2 separate regions of the Homo sapiens genome follow, and region 1 is linked to region 2. The links are chromatin loops, found by intact Hi-C in ENCODE. Cell type or tissue: heart left ventricle. All regions are shown on one strand. Links, peaks and the distances in the headings refer to the core of each region. The heading gives the core; the rest is flanking DNA. Region 1 has its middle 52 kb from the start of LINC02667. Region 2 has its middle 260 kb from the start of LINC01163.

What was found. A loop is a pair of places that touch in the nucleus more often than their neighbours do. Peaks named below come from ENCODE experiments on the same cell type or tissue, not always from the same donor. Only the 100,000 strongest peaks of a DNase experiment are listed, where the experiment ranks them.
Region 1: it touches region 2 in a loop (2.2-fold over the local background); 11 of 110 quality-filtered maps call a loop at or near these places.

What each region holds. Positions count from the first base shown.
Region 1 is chr10:128,857,830-128,863,204 of GRCh38, forward strand. No RefSeq gene overlaps it. Among named protein-coding and RNA genes, the nearest start is that of LINC02667, 52 kb to the right of the region's middle. In heart left ventricle, for the core only: a CTCF peak has its summit at 2,160 (motif pointing left); no DNase peak of the experiment used is centred there.
Region 2 is chr10:128,538,785-128,544,159 of GRCh38, forward strand. No RefSeq gene overlaps it. Among named protein-coding and RNA genes, the nearest start is that of LINC01163, 260 kb to the left of the region's middle. RefSeq lists an enhancer at 2,477-3,152. In heart left ventricle, for the core only: a CTCF peak has its summit at 2,663; DNase peaks (open chromatin) are centred at 1,189, 1,530 and 2,635; H3K4me3 peaks cover 1,587 bases; H3K27ac peaks cover 613 bases; H3K27me3 peaks cover 2,336 bases.

The DNA.
Region 1 (5,375 bases), core at 162-5,161, 320 kb after region 2:
GAGAAAGCCTTCAATCATGGTTTGGTAAAACAATACAGAATTGCAAGTAGATGAAGAGCATTAACCTGTTTGTTCCAGTTGGGTTGCTGGGAAAAGAAATCATTTTCCACATCATTTTTAATATTACTCTTTGTCCACCCATCCCGAAGGTCATTGAAAGGGAAATCGTTCGCTTGTTCGTTCATTCTATTCAGCCATCTTTGCTGAGCTCTGCTCTATGCCAGGTACCTGGAAGGTCAGGGAGCCCAATGGCCAGAGGAGAGGTAAGAACCCAAGGATTGTATAAAAATGGCTGAGCACAGTGTGGGGAAAGAATAAACAGTGGTAAAGAACCGGCTCCCCACTGCAATTTGGAAAGCATAACTAATCTGCTGGTAAGCCTCAAGGACAGCAAAACGAAAACCGACCCATCTGGAATGTTCTATGGGATGGACAGGGTTGCCAAGGTGCTGCTGAAGAAGCCAGGGTCAGGGAAAGAGGCGAGAGCAAGGAGACATCAGGGGACACGGGAACAATCGCACCAGCCCCTTCTCACTCCACCCAAATGACATTAGTTCTGCTGTTTTCCAGAATATCAGGAAGGAATTAGAATCCCAAAGGCAGGACTTCCAAACTTGAAAAAAACCAAGGTAGTGCACCCAGTGGATGCCAAAGGGTTAAACCACTGTACAAGTTGAGTTAATTATTGATGTGACAGGTTCTCAGTCTGATAATGAAAAACTATGTTCAAATATATACTTTATTATGCTGTATTAAGCCAATTTAAAAATAAAGTCTGCTTAATTATTTTAGTGCAGAGATCATAAACTCAAATGTCCAAAGAGGCAGATGTAGGGGTAGGAAGGTTAATGCAGCCCAGCGGGTATGTGAGGTGGGAGAGGAAGCGGTTCTGGGCCCTGGACGGCAGAGGCCAAATGCTCCAAGCCCAGGGTCCTTCCCACTGGTGTTGCAGTGTGGCAATGTGGGCCCAAGGTTTCTAGGATTTCCCAGCTTTCGGGAGAAACCAGAAACCTACATTTATAAGTAAAAGCTCTTAATTTTAGAATGCCAGTTCTAAAACTGTAGAATGTTTTGGGATGAACAAAAAACATTTGCTGGTTTTAGAAATTGCAAGGCAGCCAACACGTAGGTGAAGAGAGAGCCCTGGTGTGCAGGATCTGGCACGAAGTGGAGATGGAAGGCCAAACAGGACAAAGGCAGGAGGTCACCGGGGCCGGGAGTTGCCTCCTGGCCCTTGAGTTCAGCACCTCACCCAATTTTAAGATTGCTTTTCTAGTTTCTCCAATACATGGGCTGTCAGATTGCCACCATGTTTTAAAGTATTTTTAAATAATAGATGTTTTAATTATATTTCTAATAATTTCTAAATTTCAAGGAAGGTAATTAAGGGTTGAAGTAGTGTCTTTTATTTAAAGGGTTTCAAAATTCTTAACTATCAGATATTTGAAGCAGAAACTCTTTAGCATATGAAATTACATAATAAAAATAGGAAACTGTTTCTAACATTTGCTAATAATGCAAATATTATGGCAAGTGCTATGTTACTGAAGTGCTGCAATGGCCCTATGAGATGGGAACTATAATTCTCTTCATGCTACAGATGAGGAGACTGAGACAAAAAGAGGTCAAGCAGTTGGCTGAACTTCACAAGTTCACTTTTACTTTCTTGAAGTGGAGTTAAAGTCCAAGGTTGCCACCACAACACTATTTTGTATCCCTAACTAAATATGAAAGCAATTTGTATTATTTTGAGGGATGGAAGCCTTTCTTTTAGCAATTTTCAAACAGCAAAAATGAATGCCAGTGCAAGCTTGAACATCATTTCTTAAAATAGTTAGCATCTTTTTCCCCGTCAGAAGCACCTTTCCTAACTCTCATTTTATGCTTGTTGATATTAAGATGTCATTTGAAAGTCATACTCAGTTTGTTACTTATCAGAGTTTTTACGAAGCAGTACACCACGGCAGAAAGACCTCAGACATCGAGGTTAAAGAGGTCTCCGTTTGTATTCTAGCTCTGACATTTGTGAAGTCATGTGAGTTGAGACAACTGACTTAAGCCTGTATCAGTCTTCTCCCCTGTTAAATGGGAGTAATTTCCATCCCAATTGCAGTGCTATGATCCGGATTAGAAACAACATATACAAACTGCCCCCTAGTGGCTGGCCTGGTATAGAGTTTCCTTCTGTTTTATTATTCAATTATAGTGATCTACCTTGAGGCACCATGAGAATAAAATTAGATACATAGAAAATCCACAAGCAGAAAGCTATCACCCACAGCTTTCCACCTGTAGAAAATAAAAGTGACTTCTGAGCTCATTCACCACCCTCCCCAGTGGCCTCTTTTGCCAGGAACCCTGTAATATTTGTGAGTGAGTATTTTGTTGAGGTGGCAGCTAAGAGCCAGGGTTCCAGCCCCGACACTTTCTTTCATTGCCTTGGGACCTTGAACAGGTGGCTTCCTGTCCTTTACATAAGCTGGGCCCTGAGACTCCCCCAGGAGGAAACACGGGCTCCTGCCTGCTGTGAGTCACGGGGCCCTGCAAACTCAAATGAGACGTTCAGGGAAAGGCCTGGAATCTGAAAAGCGCTGCAGAGATGAAGGGATTATTGAGATTGTTGAGATAAAACTCTCCTGATTTTTGCACGGGTGCCCTGTAAAGCTGTTTCCTGAAACATGCCAGTTTACCCTGTGCCCCAGTTTTGCCTGTTTTAGCCCCGATATGAGTGTTCCCCAGGCAAAGGCATCCTTTCCTACGATTTCAGCTCTGCAGGGCTGTTCATGCCACTTTGTGTGTCATGGAAGCGTGGTGGAGGGCAGACAAGCCACAGCATGGGAAGCATCTGCCCGGCCTTGCTATGAATGCCAGCCTCCTGCCTGGGCTTTCCTCCTAGCACCAGCTCCTGCTGCTGAGGGCTGGAGAGAGAATCCCTAAGCTGTCCCTGCCCACCTGCCTGGCTGACGCTGTGGGTGTCTGACAGCCTGGGCCTTCAGGCTCCCCTCACACCTATCTGCCTGGCTGTCACCTCGTCCCTGCATTCCTGCTTCCTGCCACGGGGATGCCAGTTCCCAATGCTCCGCACCTTGGGCTCTTGCACTCAAAGCCTTCCAGGTCCCGCGACCACAGGGTCTGAGTCCCAGAGAGCACACGAGCTTCCATACATGCTCTGCTGGCTTCAGGACTCAGTGAAGTGAATGGCTCCACTGTGACCTGTGGGTGATAAGACTTCGGTCCCCAGCTCCTGCTTCTTTCTTCCCAAAATACCATCCAACTCAGTTCCCAGCAGGAGCTGCCAGGCCACCGACGGGGCATGAGCAGTTTGCATCCTAACGCTGCAAGAGACCCACTTCCTCACCTGCACACAACACCAGGGCGCAGGCCCACACCAGAATCCTCACCGGTCCCTCTAGCTGTCAAGTGCATGACCCAAGCTTCCATTTCCTGTCCATAACCTGAAGGAGTCAGTGGGGACTGGATGGGATGGTGATGAGGTGTGAACGCGCTGGGGCAGGTGCTATACACATAGAGGAGGTACCACACATCCATTCACTTGTTCAGGAAGCATTTCCTGGGCACTTATTGTGTGAGGCATCATTGGAAGCAGAATAGAAGAGCTGCCACTGCCACGTGCACCAAGTGGGGACAGCAAGAGCCCCTTGCACAAAGTGATGCAACACAAGATGAAGGGGGTCCAAGCAGAGGGAGGAGAGGTGGGACAGGATGACCAGGCCAGGCACCACACACACTGCGCCCCTCCACTTGTTGCAAAGAGGTGGAAGGATGCAGCAGCCAGAGAGGCAGACAATTGGGTGGAACGCTCGCTGCCCATGAACCAAGGCACCCCAGATCGACCTCAAGGGCCTTCGTTACAAGCTAACATCTCAGCAGGAGTGTTTTTGGCAGGGAATGAAGGCAGGTTGCAGAAGGAATGGTGAGCAGGAGCTGTGTCTGGGAGAGGGCTGGGCAGAATTGGGCATAGTTAACATGCCCTATGGCATAGTTTGAACTTCTTTACATGTGCACGTATTAGTTTCTTTTTTAATTAAAATTAGAAATTCTAATCAGTAATATTCATGATTGGTAATAGAATAAGAAACTGGAGAGAGAAAAACCATTTCGGAAATTATCTCAAAAATTCACAGAGAATGTAAGTAAGCCCAGAGTAGGCGGTTGGTGGAGAGGCTAGAAAGAGAAAGCTGGAGGTGGGAGCCATCCTAGGCCAGCCCTTCTGTTCTTTATTCTCATTCAAAGATAACTGGAACATTCCAAGGGCAGGCAGCAGCAAGGATGATGGAGCAGAGGCTGCCTGGAGGGTTGTCCTTGACTGAGGAGGCAACCAGTTTGAATTGAGGTTGAATGAGCCTTAGGCTTGAGTGTGGACCCAGAAATTGCAAGGCAGCCAACATGTAGGTGAAGAGAGAGCCCTGGTGTGCAGGATCTGGCACGAAGTGGAGATGGACGACCAAAAAGGACAAAGGCAGGAGGTCATGGGGGCCTGGAGTTGCCTCCTGGCCCTTGAGTTCAGCACCTCACCCAATTTTAAGATTGCTTGTCTAGTTTCTCCAAGCAAGAAGCAGTGATCCAGGGCCTGCTGAGGCTCTTCGATGGTGAGGTGAGCCTGGCTTCCCGAGTGTTCCTTAATTATGTTGCTGGTTTATTAAAATGCTGAGCATCTTCTGCCCTTCTCTGTGCCAAGATCTGCCTTCTCCTTCTACGGTCTGTCCATTAATTCCAGTTCTGCTAGTGGGGCATAGAAAACTCAGCTGGCTGACTGCTACTGTATGCCAATAAATGTGTGCCCAGATCTGTCTGCAAAGCCTTGCCCCGCAAGAGAGTGGCTCCGTGTGGGTTGGGAGCTGGAGGACAGGCATCAGACTATTAAGGGGGGCAACATGGGTGGTGAAGAAATGGAGGAAGGGAAGTGAGCATCTGAACCCCAAAACGCTGCAGAGAAGGCAGGAGAGAAACCAATGGGACCTCAAAGGGGCTTCTAGGCTGTTGTGAGCTGAACTGTGTCCTCCCTAAATTCATGTGTTGAGGTCCTAATGCCCAGTACCACCAAGTGTGATTGCATTTGGAAATATGGTCTTTCAAAGGATAATTAGATTAAAATGAGGACATTAAGGTGGGCCCGGATCCAATATGGCTGGTGTCCTGAGGAGAAGAGGAAATCTGGACACAGACACTGTTGAAGAAAAAATTAACTGAGACACTTGTTCAATTGGTAAGGCCAACTTTATTCATGGGGCCATGTTGAGGGGTACAAGGACCATGGGAAGGAGGTCTTGCAGCACATGAGCATGAGTGACTCCACTCAGGTCTTTTTTTGTGGTGGGGGTGGACAGTGTCTTGCTCTCTTGCCCAGGCTGGAG
Region 2 (5,375 bases), core at 214-5,213:
TACTTGTAATGTATATTAAACCCGAAGTAAATAATGCATCCTGTCAGAGGCAAATGCTATTGTGCAAGGAGGAACGGCTACCAATTTTGCTTTTGATAAAAACAGATCATAGGAAGGATTTCATCATTCTAAGAGCACCCTCATCTGCCTGGTGATAAAGTCTGCGCATGAGTCTAACACGCCTATCAGAAGGTAACCCCAAGCCCAGTGAACTCATTCATGTCTTATTGAACCACCTACTTATCAGCCATTTCTTGAAAAAACCCCGAGCATTATGTTGACCAGGTCTCAAAGCTAATGCAAATGAACTCTCTAAAATCCCACTTTAATTTTTCCCACCTAGGATTAAGGTATTACAATGATGAACTGATTCCATGGTGGTCCTCTTCTTCCTTCCCCCTCCCCCTACCCCAACCCTCTGCTCAAGAACAAGGGCAGATGCAACAACCCTGCCTCTGAAGCTGGCCTGGCTGGGGTGAGGGGCAGAGGTCTCCTCCCCTTAACTCCTCCTGAAAAGAGCAGCCAGGCTCGGCCAAATCGCTTCTTTTCCCCACTTCATTATGCCTATTTTGAGCGAAAATAGACGTTAAGACGGTTAATAAGAGCCAATTCCGTATATCCAGATTAACTGGCCTCCACCACCTCTCAGGTTTTCCTGGGTCGTTTATATTAACACACATCTTCAAATATTATCGACGCTCCCCATGTTTTATTAGTTTGCATTTACATCGTTCACCATTTTATTATTCGAGATTTCCGCTGTTGCCAGGTATTAATCAATGTATTATGCGGTTCACTTGGGCAAGCTGTGCAGAGGAGGGTGCCCCTAGGGTTACCACAGTCAAGAGCGAGAAAAGTGTTTTAGACATGTACACAACATGTGGTTTACTATTATCATTAAATGAGGTGAACTGGGACTCTATACATATGGATTTTGAATTGCATAAATTTTGATTGATATCATTTGAAGACTGAGGCTCTGAAAGGCTAGATTTTGTGAAAGACGATACACAGACCAGCTATTACCACATACAATCATACCAGGAAAAGTATCTGAAATGAGCAAGGCAGCTGGCTTTTAAATAGCTAAAACATAACATCAATACTTATTTTGAATAATGGAAAAAAGAGGTAAAAGATGTTGACCCCTGCCTGACAGGAACACGCTCAAAAGCAGAACTGGTCCCCAGGGACCGCCCCAGCTCCACAGTAGCGCCAAGCCCTGCTCTTTCTCCGCCTCTCTGCCTTTCTCAGTACCCCCCACCTCCATTCTCCCCCCTTTTATCTGTCTCAAAAAAAAAAAAAGTAAATATTTTTTTTGAGCATTAAGCCACTATGGACAAGCGGCTAGAAAAAGAATTTTCACAAATTCAGGAAACACTTGAGAGGTAAAACCAACATCCTGAGACAGAAGACAGGCCAGCTTTTGACACCAGGTTGGAGCTGCGAGGCCTAAAACGTCCAGCCAGGAAGTGCTTGCCCCTGGTCAGGGCTCCAGAGGCCCCGGCCAAGGCAGGAGAGCGCAGAACTTTCCACGCGCCACCGCAACCAACAGGCCTCTTCATGGGAAATTGGCTGAAAATGTGCTGACCGGCATAAAACTTTTATTAGAATCCGAGAGCAGGAGGCTGAACTTCCAGGGAATGACGGGTCTGGGCGGGCTGGGGAGGGCGCAGCCAGGACCCAGACCGGGGCGCTCGGTCCCCCAGCCGGCCCCCATCCGTGGAGCCTGCGCCCTGCCGTAACTTTGGGGGTCGGCTCCCTGGGCCCCCAGCTCACGATGCCCGCTAGGAGCCGGCGCCGGGGCGCCCCAAGGCTGCCTCCCCCCGCAGCGCTGCGCAGTGCGCCCTGGTGGGATGGGGACGCTGCACCCCTGAACCCCCCCAAATCCGGCAGGCCTAGGGCTGGAGGCGCGGAAACCCTCACTCCTGCCGAGCTCCCGAGCGGGACAGACTTTCTGAAAGGGGAAAGGGACATAAATCAGGAAATTAAAAAAAAATAGTTTCTGCACATTTTCAAAACCCACGTTGCGCTCTCTAAGGTCCTTTTCATTTTAACCAAATCAGGGGGAACTTGTCCTCACAGCGGCGAGGCAGATGGAACAATAAATCACAGGCGCCGTTGACTGCCTGCAGTGCGCTCTCCACAGCTGTCACTTTTTTGTCTCTTTGGTTTTAGCTGACATGGTTTGAGGTCCACTGTGAACCAATCTGGACTTTTTTTTACAGTCATATCCATCAAAACGACCAGTGGCCATCAGCCCGCTGCGGCCATCGATCGGGTGGCCCCTGCCCCCGTGCAGGCCGGCGTGACCCGGCTCCTAGGTGAGGCTGGAGAGAAGGACCTCGTTTTAGCGGATTTTTTCCTTTTTTTTTTTTTCTTTTGCCTCCAGCTACAGCTGTGATTTTCTGAGCAGTCTTGGCTAACGTTATTAAAGTTGCATCAGGATAGATACAGAGCAAAGCAGATAACAGGCTCCGCGCGCGGGAGCTGGAAAGACCGGCAGCCTCTGGTTCCTGTTGTTGTTTTTTAAGTGCGCGGAGGCGCAGGCGAAACTCGGAGTTTCCAACTCGTTGCTTATTTTGCAAAGTAAACAAGCAAATGTTATGTGCATAACCTTCGCTGTCTCGCTAAAGGTCAGCGCGCCCCTGCTCATTTCCCGGGCTGCCTTTTGGGGGCACTCTGATGCCGGGGATTTCCTCGGGTGTTGGGGAAACAAGACGTGCTCGCCTAACAAAGACTCAATCTACAAAGGCTGCAAAACAAAAACATTGATTACATCTGAATTGGAGTGCGGAAGTTTGCTTCGGGGGTATAAAATATCAGCCCCTTAAGCGCTAAATAGCGAGAGGGCTGGGCTGGGGCCAGAGTGCCCAGGCGCATTCCATAGACATTTCCTGGAGAGGAAGATTCCCTGTGGCCGGCTCCTACAGTAGTCACCCAAGACAGGATGGCAGCGAAAATTCAGGAGATAAGAGGCTAGGTTAAAATAAAGTTTCCCTGGAATTGCGTTTTCTTCCATAGTGGCATGTCACGTTAACATCTTTGAAAGTACTTAGGCAGAGATAATTTCATGTATGTACACAAGTTTGAACACAAGAAAGAACCAGGCAAGACACAGAAACACACACACACACACACACACACACACACACTTATATGTGGGAATAGGGAGCTCATAGATACACAATTAAACAAAAATTGGCTGCTTAAAAATCCCCAGTTAGGTCAGGTTAAATTTATTATATTCTTTTATAGCTGAACTGTATGGTTTTGACTTGAGGTGACAGTTGAAATGCACCAGAAACCTTTGGAATTTCAGTACTATATATTACTATGAGGAAGAAAATAAAGTTCTACCATTAGAAGGGCTTGCCTTAAATGTTCAAGGAAAAAAGATGTTAATTTTTCCCTGCAATCTTTTTCTTAAGTATGGAGTGAGTTACATGGGTAGAACAGCCAGCTAAGTGTAATATCAACATAGCTGGGAAGCATCTGTCCTTGCTCTGCGTTAGAAATTGTCAGATTGCTGTAATGCAATAGGGGAAGATCGCTCATAGTTTTAAGTGAAAACACCTACTTTGGATAATGTGCATTGTTGTCCTTCTGAAGAATATCTTCTGGGCAAGATTCAGAGCCAGGTGTATTTTTTGCTATAAGCATTATTGACCATTGATAATGTCCACCAGGACAGAACATGAATCTTTTTATGCAAGGCTGCCAAAGGCTGTCCAAAGTTCAATTCCAAGTGAGATGGAAAGGGGAGGATTTTTTTCCCCCAGAAAAATTTCTCCATTTTTTGAGAGGTGTGTATTCATACAGTTCCTTTTGAGTTTTCCTATTCAAATCACCTCTGACTTTAAAAAATAGATTAAATGTGGAATCCACTCTGGAAATGGTATCTGTGTGCAGTGGCAAATGCCCTGTGCTATGTCAGGTGTCTGCAGTGGATTTTGTAATCCTCGGCACCTTCCTGGCAATCACAGTAAAAAGCGCTCCTTAAATTGTGTAGGCCATCAGCAAATGCCCGGAATTACCTCTGACTGGGCCCGGAGCTGAGCAGTGCTCTCTGCTGTCTTATCACTGTTGTAATGACATTGAAATATGCAGTGTCGCCGCAGCCACTCTGCAGGTCAGAGGTACAATTCTCTGTACCATTTCTGGAGCGTGGTCTTGTAAGGAGGCAGCCAGCATCTGGCCTGACTGGCTGTGTGGTTGCAGGTGAAGTAGTTTTATTTGGGCACCAAAGGAGAAAAGGCAACACAAAACAAAAAGAACAACCAACAAACAAAAACTTAACTCAAGTCCTGATAAACAGGCCGTATTTCTGTGTGCTCCCTAATTTCTGTTTGATGGAAATATGCCAGAAGTGTCTAGTTATCAGAATCCAGAGTCAGGGTCTTAAAGGGCTGGTGTCCAGAGTTACAACTGTATGCATATAAATGCGAGAAATTAATTTCCGATTCCTAGGAAAGCAGTGATAACAGGTTCTGTATTTTTTCATTCTTTGGCACAAAGAATTCAAGAAAAGGAGACAATGTCTCAAATTCTGCCCTAACCACAGAGCCACGGTCTTCCAGCTGCGTTCCCAGCACACAGGGGCATACTTGAAGGCAGTTAAGGAATCTGCTCTTTGGTTTGCATGACATAGTTTTCAAAGCATCCAAACTGTTAAAAAGGAAGCAGAACACCTTTCTGAGCCAGCGTCGTTTGTCGTTCGGTTCTGGCCTCTATCCGTCCGTCTGCACGCTAGGAGCTCGGTGACCGGCATTGTCAGCTCAAGATGAGATTGTATTTTTCACCGTGACTGAAAACACTCCCTGATGGTTGGGCAATTGTTTTATTTCTATTTTTCACTTGACTCCAACCCCTAGTGCAAAAGTACCAGAGCAACCAGAGGGTCACTGGAGCTCGATTTTTCTTGCATTTGTCATCCTGAGGATAGGATTCCTACCTGCTCCTTTAACCAAACGCTTGAGAGCCACAGCAGGGCTGGACAGGATCTCCTCGCAGGGGATTCTACTGATCAGCACCACGTTTAGGTATTCAACGGAATTTTGCAGATCCCTTCTTGAGACTGCTTATATTTTGCTTTTATTTTATGTGCCAAATTTACAACAGAAAAAAAGACATTATTTAGATGTCTGCACTTCTGTCAGGACATAAGACTTAAAGGGGGACAGATTTTTCCTATTTTAGGTCTTCAAAGGAGCAAAAAGAAAAAAATAACATGGATACTGTATTTCTTCAAGCTTTCTTCTAATGTCTCTTAAATCACTCACCATTTATTAAGTATAAATCCTGCAGTGTGCTTCCAAGAAGAGTACCCAGAAATGGAACAACAACAACAAAAAAAACAGAGAGGAATTTACAAA